Linked DNA regions of Mus musculus: region 2 is linked to region 1. A link is a loop called in an ENCODE intact Hi-C map of the cell type or tissue named here. Cell type or tissue: left cerebral cortex. All regions are shown on one strand. Links, peaks and the distances in the headings refer to the core of each region. The heading gives the core; the rest is flanking DNA. Region 1 overlaps Tnfrsf19 (tumor necrosis factor receptor superfamily, member 19). Region 2 holds the start of Gm41167 (a long non-coding RNA gene).

What was found. A loop is a pair of places that touch in the nucleus more often than their neighbours do. Peaks named below come from ENCODE experiments on the same cell type or tissue, not always from the same donor. Only the 100,000 strongest peaks of a DNase experiment are listed, where the experiment ranks them.
Region 2: a loop joins it to region 1, with 2.5 times the contacts of the local background. A loop is called at or near these places in 5 of 42 quality-filtered maps.

The regions. Positions count from the first base shown.
Region 1 is chr14:60,981,309-60,989,644 of GRCm38, forward strand. The region is part of intron 5 of Tnfrsf19 (tumor necrosis factor receptor superfamily, member 19); the gene reads right to left. Among named protein-coding and RNA genes, the nearest start is that of Gm41167, 52 kb to the right of the region's middle. In left cerebral cortex, for the core only: no CTCF peak of the experiment used is centred there; DNase peaks (open chromatin) are centred at 1,351, 3,564, 3,931, 4,298 and 3 more places; H3K27ac peaks cover 3,080 bases.
Region 2 is chr14:61,032,749-61,041,084 of GRCm38, forward strand. All of the region lies in intron 1 of Tnfrsf19 (tumor necrosis factor receptor superfamily, member 19), which reads right to left. It overlaps Gm41167 (a long non-coding RNA gene), which reads left to right and starts at 5,189. Exons shown (of 3, transcript XR_874677.2): 1 at 5,189-5,359; 2 at 5,691-5,795. In left cerebral cortex, for the core only: a CTCF peak has its summit at 4,615; DNase peaks (open chromatin) are centred at 2,348, 3,126, 3,696, 4,749 and 4 more places; H3K4me3 peaks cover 2,675 bases; H3K27ac peaks cover 2,213 bases.

The sequences.
Region 1 (8,336 bases), core at 81-8,080:
CATCTTCCCTTTCTCCTCGACTTAACCTTTCATTTTTAGCTGGAGAGAATCAAGCTGTCAATCAAGGCTAGGTATATTTTAGTAATCAAAAAAGTTGTTGAGAGTAAGGTCAGAGAGGCTCAAGTCTCCTTGAGGGCATTAGGCTAGGGCTTATGCACTATGAGGTCCTGCTGAGAGGGTCCACCACATGGTCTTTATGGTAGTGCCCTTTGATGCATCGTCTTTCAAATGACCAAAGCTTTTAATGGCCAAGTCACCCAGTCATTTGACAGACAGCTGACCCTTCCCTTGTGCCCAGTGGCCTTGACTAGGGAGTTGTCAATCATGCAGCCACTTGTTTGACCCTTGGTGATGAGACAATAGCTTGAACACTTCCTGGATGTTTTGAGGAAACCGTACTAGCTGCAGAAACCCTTGCAGTTGTGGCTGCTAGCAACTGAAGCCATGTCGCTGCTCAGGAAGCCATGATGGCTCCAGAGAGACTCAAAGACCCCATTCATCTTTTAGCTAATCTTGGGTCCAAGACAGAGAACTTCCCTAATGGCTCAGCCAAAAGTTTACTTGAGGTACATCCAAGGCCTAAGATTGGTGGAATTAGAAAGGTATGCACCAGTATGTTGTGCCTTCAGCCTGTACATTGATTCTCAGTCTGGAAGCTTCTCTTCTGTGAATAACTATACCCTGGTGCCTTAGTCACTGTTCTTTGTTGTGAAGAGGCACCATGACCAAGGCAACTCTTACAAAAGGAAGTGTTTAAATGGGGGATATTGCTTACAGATTTGGAGCTTAGTCCGTGATCATCCTGGTGGGGAGGGAGGGTGGCAGCAGGCAGGTATGGTGCTGGAGAAGTAGCTGAGAAGTTTATATCCTGATCTGCAGGCAGCAGGGAGGGAGACAGAGAGACAAACCTGGCTGGGGAAACCTCAAAGCCCACCCTCAGTGACATTTGTCCTCCAATCATGTCACACCCACTCTAACAAGGCCACACCTCCTAACCCTTCTAATCCTATCAAACAGTTCCCCTCCCTGGTGACTAAGCATTCAAATATATGAGCCTATGAGGGTGGCATTCTTATTTAAAACACCACACCTGGTGTTGTGACCTTGACCTCAATACAATTCTAATTGAAATGCAGTCTTTCATTTGCTTATGTTTGTTTATAGCTGTTTGAGTGAAAGAGCTAATTTCAAGAAGAGCCAACTCTGGGATTCAATCCCAGCAAAGACAACACTGGTAATGAGTGTCCCTCAGCACTGAAGTAGCTCCAGAGAGAAGTCTGAAGAAGAAAACTGGAGAGCTGAGGCTGTGGGAGGCAACCGGCTGTGAAGACCAGATGATGAGAGCCCCCGGCTTCACAGGAAGAGTTGGAGAGAAGCTTGGGGGCCTATAGCATTAACTTGGTACTGACACTACAAGCCCAGGGCAATAAGCCTCTGACCTGGTTTTGGAAGCTTGGAACAGTAAACTTGTGGTCGCAGGGCACAAAGCTGTAAGCCTCTGGGATTTCCAGCCCAGAGTCACTCTCACCTGAGCACCCAGAATTTAAGTTATCTGGCTTTTAAAGCTGGGACCTATAAGGCTCCAGTTCTCATGGCCTCGTGTTGTTGGGGGGGTCCTGCAAGCCCAGCCCATGAGCTTCTGATGTGGTGTGCTCCAGACTGCTAATACTGAGGGACTGATCCTGGCTCACTGTTTCCACCTAAATAGGGCAAGCAGATCCACAGCCAACTGTGTGCAACAATGTATTTGTCAGAAATCTAGGGGTGTGTGGCTAAGTAGAAATGCAGATGTTTCTAGTTATCTCCAGCATGGGCAGCTGTGCTTTCTGACTTATATTATTAATCTTTCGGGTTATTAAAACTGATTTTCAAGCCCGGTGTGGTGGCGCACGCCTTTAGCCCCAGCACTTGGGAGGCAGAGGCAGGCGGATTTCTGAGTTCGAGGCCAGCCTGATCTACAGAGTGAGTTCCAGGACAGCCAGGGCTACACAGAGAAACCCTGTTTTGAAAAACCAAACAAACAAAAACCAACCAAACAAAAAAACCACCTGATTTTCAAAGATCAGTCTATACTTGGTGAGTACAGGCATGGGTGTGGTTCTCTATCCAACCAAGAACATAGTTTACCATGCAACCCTTTCCCCTGGCCCCTCATGGCAGGCTTTAACAGTCTCCGGGCAGCCAATCTCCTCTCTGAGACAGCAGCACCCTGACGGCTCCTCACCAGCACAGGAGTGGATTCTGCTAGTGTAAACACCACCTACACCATAAAGTCAGCTGGCAGGCCAAGGCCACTTTATCCTTTTTTCTAAGCCAAAAATAATAAAAAATGAAGACAGTCTTATTGTTTATTACGACTGTAATAGTAAGTAGTTTACATTTCAATTGCTAGGGGAAAAAAAAGATTGTTTTTAAAGCATACTCCTTAAATCAAATGACTAAATCTGAAGGAGTCTCCTTCATTCTCTCCTGCTCCTTGCCTTGGTCCCAGCTTAACCCTCTCTTCCCTCAAGTGCGTGGTCACAAACTCCTGCGTGACTTGACCCAGTGTCCAGGCCACTGCTTTCTAGGCTAAGGCAACTACATGAACCCGTTTGGTTCATATTGAACTTTACCCGGCTCAGAAGCCACCTGGGAAATAGAAACTATGGCCTCTGAGGTCCATAATCTTATGGTCTGCTCCTCACAATGGTGGCCAAGGTAGGTCTTCAGGGGGGCAGAGGAGAAGGAACTGTGGCATGAGTGTCCTTCCCCATGAGAACAGTGACGGGCCACTCAAAAGCACGGGTCCAGGCTATCAGGTTACAAATCACCACTGGCTCTACTGTCAGAAGTTAGTAGTAAAGAGTTCCAAGTTTCCTTCAAACTTGACTATGGATTTATTAGCAGAAAATGTTGGAGGTTTCTACCTAGGAAACAGACAGACTCTAAGCGCACTGCTAAGGGGCACTGCTAAGAGCTTAGGGCTCTTGCTTTTCCTCGAGTGAACAAAAGAAAGTTTTAGATGGACAAGATAGAGCCATGTTCTCTACTCTTCTGCGTGTGTGCATCTTACAGTCCATATGCACAGATAACAAGAGAAAGCTAGAGGAAACCAGTTGCCAGGGAAGGGCAGAGCAGGCATATGGCCAAAGGTTAGTATTATTGACAGGGACTGAGGTGATGTGAAATGTATTCAGCTGGCAGTGTTCAGACCGCTTGGCAGGTCGCAAGAGATCGAGATGAGACCCTGAAGTGTATACATGAGGCAAAGACGCATAGCCACAGGAGACTCAAGGCAGGGGGTGGTGCTCCCAGAAGACTGAAGCTTGGGAAACTACAGACTCCACTTTCTTTCCTCATTTCTATTTGCTTATAGATCATTTGGCCTCCGGATATATTTCCCATCAAGCTAAAACAGATCAAATATTATCATACATGTCTTTGAGGAGAAAGGAAAGAATGAAAGGCAGTCAGGGAGAGCTAACTACTGCAGGAGAGTCGCTGGCAGGGCAGGGAGGTTTTCAGGCTCTAAGTGAAGACTGCAGCCACTGAGGAGGTCTGAGGAGACTGTCCTGTTCCTTCAGGGGAAGTCTGTTCCTAAGGATAGCTCTTTCTTTTAAATTCCTCTTTAGCACTTGCTGGAAGCCGGTTGGCACTTTAATTAGCATAAATACTATAATTAACACTGAAAAAAAAGCATAAGGCACCAAACAGCAGCTAATCATCTGCAGCATTTCTTTGCAAACACAATAAAGCTAAAAGAATTTTTCCTGCTTTCAAGGGTGTTTTGTTCTTTTTATTACCCCACCCACCTAAAAGTCCCCCGTGTTTATTTGCCTGGAGAAACAATGAGGTCTTTAAACTCTGCACCAAGAAACAGAAAAGACACCATAAAAGAGAAACACATTATGATGGCTTTGAACATCTGTGGCGAGGGACAGGAAGCTCAAATAGGACCTCAAAGGGACAGAAGCTGGACTGCCATCTGGGGACTGAAACAAGGGAAACCCCGGGCTAGGCCCTGCCCTCCCAACTCTAAGTGTTTGAGCTCTCCTTAACCCCTGGAGTGCCACACACCACCAGCACCCTTGGAAAGCAGGACCCAGCCAGGGAAAATGCCATATGGGAACAGACGTAGAGACAAGGAAGCCAGCACAATCTTCCTGGGCTCTCAAATGAGTGAGGTGGGCAATAAGAAAGAAGTAAACTGCACGACTGGACACTTAAATTCTTTATTACCACCCTGAGAATAAGTGTTTGTGCATAGTTTAAAACTCCTGACTTGGCCTAAAGAAAAAGAAAAATCCAGACTTATATAACCAGTGTCTCCCACCGCCTCCCCGTTCTGTCAGAGCTACGCCTAACTCATCTACATTTTAAAACCAGCAGGACATAGGTGAAAGCAGAGGGGTTTGCTATAGGTTGGAAAGAGGGCACTTTTCTTGAGTCTTAGACCATGAAAGAAACTTGAAAATTAAACCCATGTTTTGTCATCACCTGTTTTCTAACATCTCCATCTGGTACATGAAAAAACAGAGGAACAAAAAAAAAATTAATAAAATAAAATAATTGTCTATTAGGTGCTATGGCCAGGACCCAAAATCAAGACTTCTTCACAATGAGCATGGAATGTGGTCATCTGAGAAAGACATCCAGCAGGGACTGCTCTGCATCCGTCCTAGGATGAACAAATGATGTGGAAAGACAGCCTGCAGGAGAGATGACAAAGGACTTCCCAGGGTGTATTGTTAGGCATCGGATACCTTTATCCCTAGAGCCTAAACCACAGCAAACATGATGATGTCATCACACAGTATGATGTGAACCCCCGTAGCCTCTTTCCAGTGTGTGGTTTCTCCTGAGTAGGATGGTCAACTTTAATTGTCAACCTGACGACATCTAGAATCACCCGAGAAGGGAGTCAGATTGAGGACTGTCTAGGTTCGGCTGCCCTGTGGCAGTCTTGGGAGGGTTTTTCTTAACTGGGTTAATTAATAGAGGTGGGAAGACTCTGCTTGAACGTGGGCTGTGTTATTTCATGGGTTGGCCCCTGGATGGACACGGAGCCAGTGTGCTGCGCATAGACAGGCAGTCACCCATTGCTCTCTGCTCTTGACTGTGGACGTAATATGACTGTTTCAGTGACCTGTCACCTGACTTCCTGAGAGTCTTGGGACATGAAATGAATTTGAAAATTCAACCCATGTTTTGTTGAAATGCCTGAGACTAGGGAGATATTTCTCATTCAAGCCCACACACAGGAAACAAAACACCTAATTTAGAAAAAAAGTATATCAATCAAATGTTGTTGTTTGTCACTCCCATTGATTATGGGGGGGGGGCGGGGTGCTGGGGGGTAGCTAGCCCTTAGTGTCCTTGGGGATCTGCTTCAGGACATGTATTGTCTTCTGAATTCCAAAATCCATGATGGTCAAGTCTCTTCTAACAAAACAGGTAACATTCCATAGACCCACACCTGGACCGTAAAGCATCTTCTACATGACTTGTAATGCCCAATACGGCGTGAAGGCCGGTGGAGAGCTGTACAGTGATATGAGCAGAAGGTGATGTCTGTACAGAAACACAGCTTCAGAGGGTTTTTGACGCCCTGATTGGTTGAATCTACAAATGTGAAATCCACAGATAAGGAGGGCTGGCTATATAACTAAGATTATTATGTTCTTAGAGTAAAACTAGTAATTAAATCAGCCAAACGGCACTTATTTAAGTTAAATTAATTAAATTGCATTAATTAAATTAGTCACCAGTTCTTGAGAAATGAGCAGAAAGCCTGTTCCTCAAATGCGTTTACTGCACCAGCTGGGGCATTTTCTGCTTAATTAGGATTCTAGGTCCCTGCTTCCTCCCTTGTTCCCAATGTCAAATCTCAACAGCCGCCTTTGCAGTAGCTAACATTGCCTGCTCACAGGAGGCTCCTCACTGCTCTGACCAAGCTCCTAATCTTCTCACCCCTCGAACTGAGACCCAGCCTCTCCTGAGTGGGTTCCATGTGTCGCAGCTGGGTCTCTGTTCTCAGGACTCCTCATTTGGGCCTTCTTCCACACTTTACTGTCTTGATAAACCACTTCCATCCTGGCATTCTGAAGGGGTTTCTTAATATGCAGCCTGGGTTAAGCAGCAGCCCCTACACATTTTAAAGAGCAGTTGACCTTAAGGAGAGCCAGAGTCCTGTCTCGCGTCACTGGCAAGCTGATCCCGGACTATTCATTTTGTGGGGGTGTTTAGAGATACCTGCCAATCCTCAGATGCTGCCCACCGGTTTTTTGTTTATTTTGAGACAAGGCCTGCCTGTCTTCCTCCCAACACCAGGATTCCAAGAACATTCAGCCATACTGGGCCATTTACACGAAGGTTCTAGGGTTGAACTTAGGCCCTCCAGTCCGCCAGGCAAGTGCCTTAGCAACTGAGCTATCTTTCTACCTCAGGAGATTACAGTCATCTGAACAAAAATTCATGCCAACATCTTTCAGACGTCTGGATGAAAATGAGACCTGACTGGGACATGGGGGATAAATGCACATGCAAACTTTAAATAGCAAACAAAGAAAGTTAATGATGTGGAGGCTGCTCACAAACGGAGCTCCGCAGGCTCAGTCCCCTTTGGGATGATGTGACAGAAAGGGCTCTGTACCTGACTTGGGAAGTGGCTGTAGCTTGGTATGCATAGCTGCCAAAGCCACTGAGTAATGCTACTTAGATTGGCAATCCTCTCATGAGAAATTACGTTTCAGTAAAATTGAAAATCTACAGCTAACAGATACAAATTTACATCCTTTAAAAATTACAATTGAGTACCAAGGAGAGATGTTTTTTGAATATTTATTTAAGAGAGTGGCTAAGTGAATCACAGTATGGTTAAAGCCTGTCTTGGGAACTCCTAAGTTACTTTCTCTGAGATGATCAAGGTAAACAGAGCCGTTGGGACAACCTTTTAAAGACTCAGCGGGAGACATAAGCTGAATTAATTTCAACTTGAAATTCAACTTCCAGCTTCTGCTTTTGAGGGGGAGGGGCTGGGCCTGTGCTCAGGGTTTCCTGAGTGCTGCACTCTCAGGCAGATGCTGCCAGGCTGGGGCCAGCCGCTCTAGCGCTCTAATACCGGTACTTTTTGGCCTGTGGGGTATTTTGGCCTACTATTTTTTTCGGCAGTGACTCAATTCCACTGTTGACTGTTCTCTTGCTGTGTTAATTACAGAATCTAAAGTGCTCCTGCATCTGTACTGAACATGTACAGGCCTCTTCCCTTGTCATCATTCCCAAAATAGCACAGTTCAGCCATGCAGGTTGATTCAAACCTGGAGTTGAATTAAATTCCATGGCAGATGTCTTAATATGAATACTGAACTGTTTGGTACAAGAGACTTGGGCATCCAAGGTCACTGGCCTCTAAGGCTGCGAGTCTCACCCTAGAATCAGTTCCCCAGAGGACACCAAGGCATGACTGTGCATTTATTTTTTACACTGTTGGGAATAGAACTTGGTCCTCACGCGCGCTAGGCAGTCACACCGTGCTTTATAATTTTAGTCTTGGCATCTGGGAGTTCACTTGAGACGCAGTTTGGAGCTTGGCAGCTCTATGCTGTCAGGTAGATCCCCACTGAAAGCCCTTTCTTCTTCCGCATGAGTAGGAGCTGAAGAGCAGGCTGAGAAATACCAGTAAGGATCTGGCCCCTTGAATTCAAGAGGGACTTGCTATGCTACACTGTCCTGGTATTTTCTTCATTCAAGAATGAAAACAAAATTTCTTAGGCTAAGCCCCCTCCTCAGGGAGCCGACTTATAAATAGTTGGACACCAAGTTTAACGGCCACCTAACCTGGTCCCAACTAGGATGCGAATGGTCTCCAGCATATAACAACCACACCCTGAGAATAAACACTCTGGATGAAAGGTTGACTGACTTTAAGTCCCAACTAGATGGCCCGGTGAATCTGTGACTGCACTGAATTCTCCAGCAATGGCTTCCCCTGCCACTCATTTCTTCCCAGTGTTTCCTGGGCACTCACCAATCACAGATCCACTTGTAAAAAAAAAAAAAAAAACTCCACAGCTTATCGATGGGGCCTGATAGGTCTCATTTATTATTTTTAAAATAAGCTGTACTTAATCTAAAATCCATTCAATGTAGTGCTATCCTTTGATCGGATACAGCTCATTTTTCCATGAGTAAATATTTAAGCCAGCTCATAGGTTTAAAGGTCTAGGAAAGAGCGGGGAATGAAGCTGAGAAGGAGGGTGTGGGAAGGAGGGTGTGCTGGGGACTGGGTAGGAACTGATCCTCTGTTTTTTCAGAAGGATGGTCCTTTTCACCAAAAGCAGACAGTCAAAAACCCA
Region 2 (8,336 bases), core at 308-8,307, 52 kb after region 1:
AGAGTTGATTTTTGTATACATCACATAAAACTTAAATAATGTAAAGTCTAGCTGGTAGGTGTAGAGCCATGTTGTTCATTGTGTTGCTTAAATTGTGTATAATACAATATAAAACTTGCTTTGTTTGATATTTAAAATGATGAGATGGGGGATAAGGAGAGAAGGCACCCAACAACTTATGTGCATGCACACACAACTCCAAAATAGAATAAAATGCTTGGGCCCAAAAGCATTTTAGATTTGGTAAGTCTTCAGGTGTTGGAAGATGTTTGTGTACATAATAAATCAGCTTGAGGGCGGGATTAGTACTAAACCTTAAATCCATTTATGTTTTATATTTATGTTAGCCATATAGCCTGAAGATCATTTATCTACATTTTAAGTGTGCTTTCTTGTTTGGATTTATTTGGAATAGTCTCACTATGTAGCCTGACTAGCCCCTAACATGCAGAAATCCACCTGCCACTGTCTTCTCCAATCCCTGCCACCTCCCCACCTGAGTGCTGGGATTCAAGATGTGTGCCATCATGCCTGGCCTTAACTGAAGTTTCCTGCTGTGGAATTTCTACACGTGGCCTCATATCAGATTTTGCCTAATTTCAGGTTCTGGATTTCTGGGCTAGGGATGATCAACCTTGGTTAGCAATTGTATCCAAGAAGGAAAAGCTAATATTTATCATTCTAGCTTAAACCATAAGAAACATTTCTAACATTAAATAAACATCTATATTTAGTCTGGATTATCAAAACATATGACTCTAGGAATACTTAGAATAATCCGCAAAAGGTTTTACAGAACAAATAATGTTTTTTATTCTTCCATCTCTTAGTTTAGTTTAGTTTAGTTTAGTTTTACTTTTGATGTTTGAGATAGAGTGTCACTATGCAGGCTAAACTCACAGCAAACCTCCTGCCTCATTTTCTCTATTATAGACCATATAGGAACAAGCTCCACACCTGGCCGCTGTTTTTCTACCTCTTGAAAACTATTTATTAACCCATGATGGAACATTTAAGTTTTCATCTAGCAGGACTATAACATTATGTATAGTTATGCTCCACCCTGCATTTTTCTAATATGCAATAAGATGAAACATTAAAGGAATGGGACAACACTTAAGCAAATCCACAAGCTTACTGCTTAAAAAAAAATCACCATGGAAATAAAGCCAATATAATAAATGCAAATGCTCACATTGGGATAACCAGATAAGTGGCTTGGAAGTCCTGCCAGTCCCACATGCTAGCAGAAGAAAAATCAGAATTTTGGAACACTATTTTCAAATAGGACGATAAGCCTCAGCCTGTGTCTATTCTTAATCTTACCCTAACTTCACTGTCTTCTGAGAATCCTTACTCATACCAAGGGGAGGTGGCCACCCTGGCAGCCCAGGAAGCTTGCAGAGGTGTGTACAGGTGAGAGGAACGTGCACACAGGAAGGGAAGCCAGAGTGATTCTCTTCCAAATAACGAAATGTTTGTGCCTAAAAACTCCACAAGCAGTAAGGTTTTCTACTGCCAAACACAGCAGTTCAAATTCCCCAAAGTTTGCCTTTTTTTAACAGAACTTCACGTCCAGGAAGGGGTTTCTGAGATGAATTCTTTGTATTTCTTGAGCTATAAACTCAATCCTGTTTGCTCTAGGGAAATGTCAGAATTCTCAAAATGTTCACTTAACAAGTACACTGTTGATAAATGATGTCACTTTTTTTTTCTGAAATTTATCGAACGTTTATCCTAAAATGCCAGAATTCTCAAAATGTTCACTTAACAGGCACAATGTTAAAACACAACACAACAAAACAAAACATGTGCATTTCTGAAATTTATCAAAAATTTATCCTAAGATAAAAATAAAACACTCATAGTGTCGCTGATTACAAGGACTCATGCACAGTTGCTCTCGGCACTGTGCACAACCGTCCCTAAGACACAGCTGTTTAAATTTTTATTTTGGAAGGAAGCCTGGGTAGATTCTAACCAGGCTGTGTCTGTCCATCCAGAATTTCCTCATGAGACCCATCCAAGCTTTTGTCTTTTTCTTTTTTGGAAGAGAAGCGCAATAATCACAGTCTCATATAATTACTGATGGATGGCTCTTTTTCTTTTCAAAGCCTGGGTTTTAATCCCATAGCCTAAAAAGTATATGCCTTGTGACGTGTGCACTAGAAGAGGACCCAGTTCTGTTTAAACATCTTACTTCCCAATGTAAACACTTCCAACAAAATAAAGTATGATGGATGGACTCCATGCGCAGCCTGCAAATCAGAGGCGATTCTCTTCATACTGCCTCGTTTGTCTTGTCCTTCAGCTGGAGTTTCCTTCACAAAACCTAGGGACAGCCAACAGTCACCTGCTGCAGGACACATGTATTTAACTGTTCCGTGGCCTCTGCTCACTCTGGCAGCTGCTGACTCATTCATTTGGAATACACACTTATTCTAGGAGGGCATTTCTAGTCAACCTGGATTCAGCCCTGGTGGGACTTGATGGCCTTGTCTAGAATTTTAAACGTTTGATCTTAAATACTGATCTGTCAGGCTTAAAACAATTTGGAATTTTGTCATTAATGATGCATGGAGCTTTCTGACCGTGCTGTGGTAAGTTTGGGGTGGAACTGGTCTAGAGGGTTGAACTAAGCTAAGACCTGGTTCAGAGATTTTTTTAATAAGCAGAAAAGAAGAAGGGAGTTTTCATGAGGGTTAGTGTACTTGCTCATATTTGTTTTAAAAGTCTCAAACATACTGTAAATTCCCCAAGCACTCTAACTGGTAAATTACGTTAATGAACTAAAGAGAGCATGCTAAGTCACTTGCCAGTCCTGAGTCATTCATTGTCTTTGTGCTTACAGCTCATTTAAATTCTGAAATATATATGAATTAAGTTCTGAATCATTTAATCAGCTGCATTAATTTTCTGTCTTTTTTTTTTTTGAGGCTTTAAAAACTCATTTTAGAGGCTGGAGAGATGGCCCAGTGGTTAAGAGCACAAGTTGCTATTCTAGAGGACTAGGGTTCATTTTCCAGCACTAATAAGGAAGCTGTCAACCATCGGTAACTCCAGTCCCAGGGAATCCGATACCCTTTCCGGCCTCTGCAGGCATCGCATACATGTGTTATACAGTCATGCACAAAAGCACTCATACACATAAAATAAAAGTAAAGGTTTAAAAAATGTTTTAAACGTTTTTGTTGGAGTCTGGGAGGTGGCTCAGGAGGTAAGAGTGTTTGCTCTAGAAGCATGAAGACCTAAGTTCAGATTCCTAGCACCCACATAAAAAAGCTAGGCATGGCCACAAGTGCCTATAGCCTAGTACTGGGAGAGGAGGCAGGTGGACTGCAGTTCTCTGGTGGTACCTAAAAGAACAATCTATAGGTTCAGTGAGAGATCTGTCTCAAGGAAACTAGGCAAATAGTAATAAAAATACTCAATTATCCTTTGGCCTCCACATGTCCACATGAGCATGGACACACACACACATACACACACAAACACACACACACACACACACACACACACACACACATACCATGCATATTAGCAATGTCCCTTATACCAGTCTTTTGCTGGGAGAGGCATTATGCGATGCAGTCACTGCCATTTCCCATTTATAACAGTTCCTATCTGCTGGCTTCAGATTCAAACCTGGGCTCATCTTTAGGCGTTTCCACCACAGACATAATTCATACAGTTGTCCCAGGGAATGTTAGCAGAACATCTCAAGAGTTAACATCTACTATGGAAATGAAAATTCTTAAGTCAATAAAGCCATGTGGCCCTGGTAATAAAGTAGACGTCATAAGACCTTTTCATTGATTAAAAAGCAAAGAACTTACAGAGATTATGATAATGCTTCATGCATTAATGCCAAGGAAATATTTTCACAAGACACTTTTATATTTTGCATTCCTTTCACACCAACTCAACATGCAAAGAAAAATTCTTTTTTGGTACCCACACCTCTGAATACTTCAAAACTTGTCTTCTACGTGAGTACTCAGTTCTTCATCCTCTAGATACAAATCTTTCTCCAAAGAAAATATTCCGAGTAAATCCTGAACTAATGTAATATAACCGTCCCGGTGCATGGAAGAAACTGACCATGAAATGGTAACACAAAAATAAATTCTTCTGTTTACACAAACTGTGTCTAACAACATCCATTTCCCGAGTATATAATCTGTCTTGCAGTCAAAGGACATGTTGCTGAAGTAAAGATCACATCTTCATAAATAGATTGAATTAAGCTGTTTCACTCAGAGAAACACCCAACAGTGTTTATACTTTTGTTTGAAAACGGAATCTTATTGTTAAAATTTTTTAAAAAAATGCCATGAACGTTCTAGGATGCTAGATAGAGGCTTGGTGGTTAGTTTACTGCTACTAAAACTGATCATAGGTTTTGGATGCCACCAAACTTGATATCCAAGAAGACTGCCTGTAATCTCAGTACTCGGAAGATAAGGCAGGAGGACTCAGTTCAAGAATAGCCTGGGCAATGTAAGTTTGAGGCCAACCTGAACTACAGGAATAGACGCCCCTGCTCCCCACCCCCCAATAAAAAGAATAAAATAATGAAATAGCATAACTAAACTCGTAGTTCAAGAAGTGGCAGGGGGCGCTGAGAAGCCAGTGAGCACTCCTCTCCTCCAAAGCTATGACATGCTTGGCTCAGAATGTACTAGCAACGCTGCTGGCATTCAAGAATCCTTTTTGCACGGAATGAGAATGATTCTGGGCTACAGATGGATTTTCTAAATGTTCCCTTCTGGCCCGCTCCGTTGCAGTTGCGCAGTGGGACGTGGGCTCCAGCTGGGGCCCCCAATGCCCTCCCAGGGACAGGGGACAAGAGAGAGGGTGGATGGGCTAGGCGTGATCTGCACACCCACACACATGTGCCTTTAAAACGCCTCCTTCACAGACTAGAGCCTAAGTCCGGTCTCTCACGCTTTCGCCCCCCAAGTGACTTAGCTGTCCAGGGCTGTCACTCAGCCCGCTTCTAGCACGTGCGCCTCGGCAACGAGCCCTCCCCGCTCAGGCAGCCGCCTCCCCTTGGCTCCGATCCCCTGGGGCTATCTGGTCCCCTTGCAGAGGCACCTACCTTCCCCTTGTCCTGCCCCGCGGCGCCGGACTGCAGTTTGAGGCTGGGGTGGCGCGGGGGTGCCGGCACCAGGCTGCACCGGAATCCCCACGCGCACAGTGCAGCCCTGCCGCCACTCTTCTCTGTAGCCCGGCAACCGCTGCAGCTGGAACCCGCCCCGCCCCTGCTCGTTGGGAGCCCCGCCCCCGGATCGGCCTCTTCTCCCAGAATCTCACCATGCCTCTAGTTAGTCCCTGAGGAAATAGGAGCAGACTCCAGGTAACCTCACGTGCCCCAGCCAGGCTCCCAAATCTAACCACTCCCACTGAGTCCCTGCCACCCTCTAGTTTGTCACTTTGATCCCCCATTCAGGCCCTGACACCCGGTATCATAGCTGTCTCACAGTTATGGCTGGGCATGCTTTGTCTCTCCCAACCCCGGCCCTGGGCTCAAATTATGGGCTCTCCATATCAGGATGCTTAGGATAGTGGGTGCCGGAAGAACAAGGGCAGATGGGGTAGCGGAACGAAGACTATCAGGTTTTGTTAGCAGGGAGCCTTCCTCTCTCCTCCAGTGTTTCCCTAACGTCTCTGCGCTTTTCCCTTGCCAGATCACATCACACACAGAGGAAGATGTTAGCCACATCTATGGCTATAACCCTTCAGCTTGGGTCACTGAAGACTGAGGATCTAACTCACAAACGGATACTCTAACGGTACCACTCACTGCATGGTACCTCCAAAGGCTGAGCCTGGGGTACCAGATTGTCAGTGCCCACTGTTCCTCCTTGTTCAGGACCAGCCTTGTCCCAGGGCTAGGATCACCATTAAACCTGAACCACTGGCCATGAGGAGGGGACATAGCAGAAGACAGGCCCAGCCTTAGTGGCTTCCCCATGCCTGTGACAGGTTTATAATTCCCAGCCTAGTTTGAATGTTTAGGAAGAAGGGGTTCGATGTAACCCATTTTATATTAAAATAGATCTGCGCTGTGCTACAGGAATACAGGCCATTCCTGTCCTGTGCCTTCAGTGATTAGTTCAGCTGATAAGGTCCTTCCAATCCACGACTTTGATGCAGAGCTACATAACTGTTTCCTGTGTTGATCTGCCCTTCCCTAAGGCAACAGTACTTCTAGGGATGGAATTTGCTTCTTAGAATCTCAAAGGATACAAAGGATACTTTGTTGAGTGAATGGCTTTTTATCATTAATCTTCTAAAACACAGCTTTTGACACCACGCTGCAAACAACATGGTGGCATGCTAGACACCTGTGAAGGGAACCTTAAACATTGTCACTCTCAAGAGTCACCTTTAAAGGTGGAGACGTTGCATCTCGCACACCAGGACACAAATCTCGGGATTTATTCGTAGGTGGTTCACAGTTAAGTGCTTGAGTTTATTTGAACATCAAGGCAGGGGTGCTTGTCCCTGCCTATGTGTCACTAACACTTTTTTTTTTTTTTTTTTTTTTTTTTTTGGTTTTTCGAGACAGGGTTTCTCTGTATATCCTTGGCTGTCCTGCCACTTTGTAGACCAGGCTGGCCTTGAACTCAGAAATCCGACTGCCTCTGCCTCCCGAGTGCTGGGATTAAAGGCGTGCGCCACCACGCCCGGCGTCACTCTCATTCTCATTCCCAAACCCTAGTCAAGCTGCTTCTTTCCCCACAACACCTCCATCTCTTGAGGGCATGCCTTTTTTTTTTCTTGGTATCCCAGAACCTCACAGAGTAGTGTAGGCAGTTCATCTTTAGCAAACTAAACATCTGCTTCCTTCTTCGCAAGATCTCTGGCACTCACCCCTCTTGTTCCTTTAATGCCTACCTAGCACCTCCTCCACCTCTCCTAAGGCCTTCCCACTCCCATCCTGGAATGGGGGCCACAGCTTCCTTCTCAGCCTGTGGTCTGCCCTTCTAGGGCTGCTCTTGGGAGGGGGCACATCTATACTCCTTGGATTACCATGTAAAGATCTCCACACTTGGGCTCCGCCCACATTTTCAGCCTTATCTTCCTCTAGACCTCTTGCTTTATATTCTGACCAAACTGGTCTGCTTGCCTACCCTCCACTATGTCCTGAATTTGCCCTTTCTGCGCTCTGGAAGCTTCCTCATTATGCTCGTGCATCCTGCTTACCTTCCTTGACTCTTTATTCATATTTCAGGAAGTCTTGACGCTCATATTTTCCCTTAATCCTCAACTCTATTTCCTCCCTTCCAAGGTTTGAGACAATTCAGCACTTCTCCCAATCCTTGTGGCAAGAGGATGCATGGACTTCCACCGTTCTTCCTCAAGGATTCAAAACGCTTCTGGAGAAGGGGCAGATTTTGCTTCAACTTTCACGTCCGATAGCATCAATCATGCTAGTAGCTAAATGGTGTCTGGGGAAATTTAATCTGCTGACCAGAGACTACCTTCTCTGACTTCAGCCAAGCGCTGCCGTCCTGTCCGACCTCCTTTGTACTTGGAGACAGTAACCCATTATTCAGCTCATTAGCTCTTGGATCTTTTCGTGTGTTTGATGGATCTTGCCAGTTAGCCTGTTAGCTCGCTTCGCAGAGAGACCCAACTGTGAGCACACGCAACCACCAGGATCAAACAATCTAGTCTCGATGCCAACTTGGCACCCACTAGTTGTATGACCTTGGCGTAGTTAACCACTGGATATTTCCCTTCTTCATCGGTATAACAAGTCGCTTTGCTGGAGGTTGATAAATAACACCGGACATTAAAACTCCTAAGCTAGTTCTTGGCACAGAGTATGTGCTTTGTAAATGGCGCCATTCACAGCAAGACATTGGTCAATAAATGACAATAAATTACTGAAATAACCACTGACAATGGGAAAGGGACCTGGAACCCCTGCACTTTGAGGCCTCAGATGCCCATGAAGTTTGAATGTTTGTACAATCCAGTAACACCATGAAGTAAGGGCCCAGGCCCACAGTTGAGCATCAATGGTCTTCTCGAAAGAATCACAAGGTATAGTTGAGTGTGGGGCCACGAGGGACTGCTGCAGAAAGGATGTAAGTTCAAAGTCACCCTGGGGTACCTAGTGAGACCCTGTGTGTGAGAAGGAGAAAAGATTACTAGGCTCCTTCGGAATAAAACTCGTGATTTTAATTAGGGCTGGGACCATTTTTTCCCCTTTTGTTAAGCATTGGATCAGATCAACAGGATGAGATTTTAAGTGGAAAAGCCAAGTTGCTATGAGACTCTTGAAAGAGGTACTGTTTTTACGATTAGTTTTAAGGTAGGTT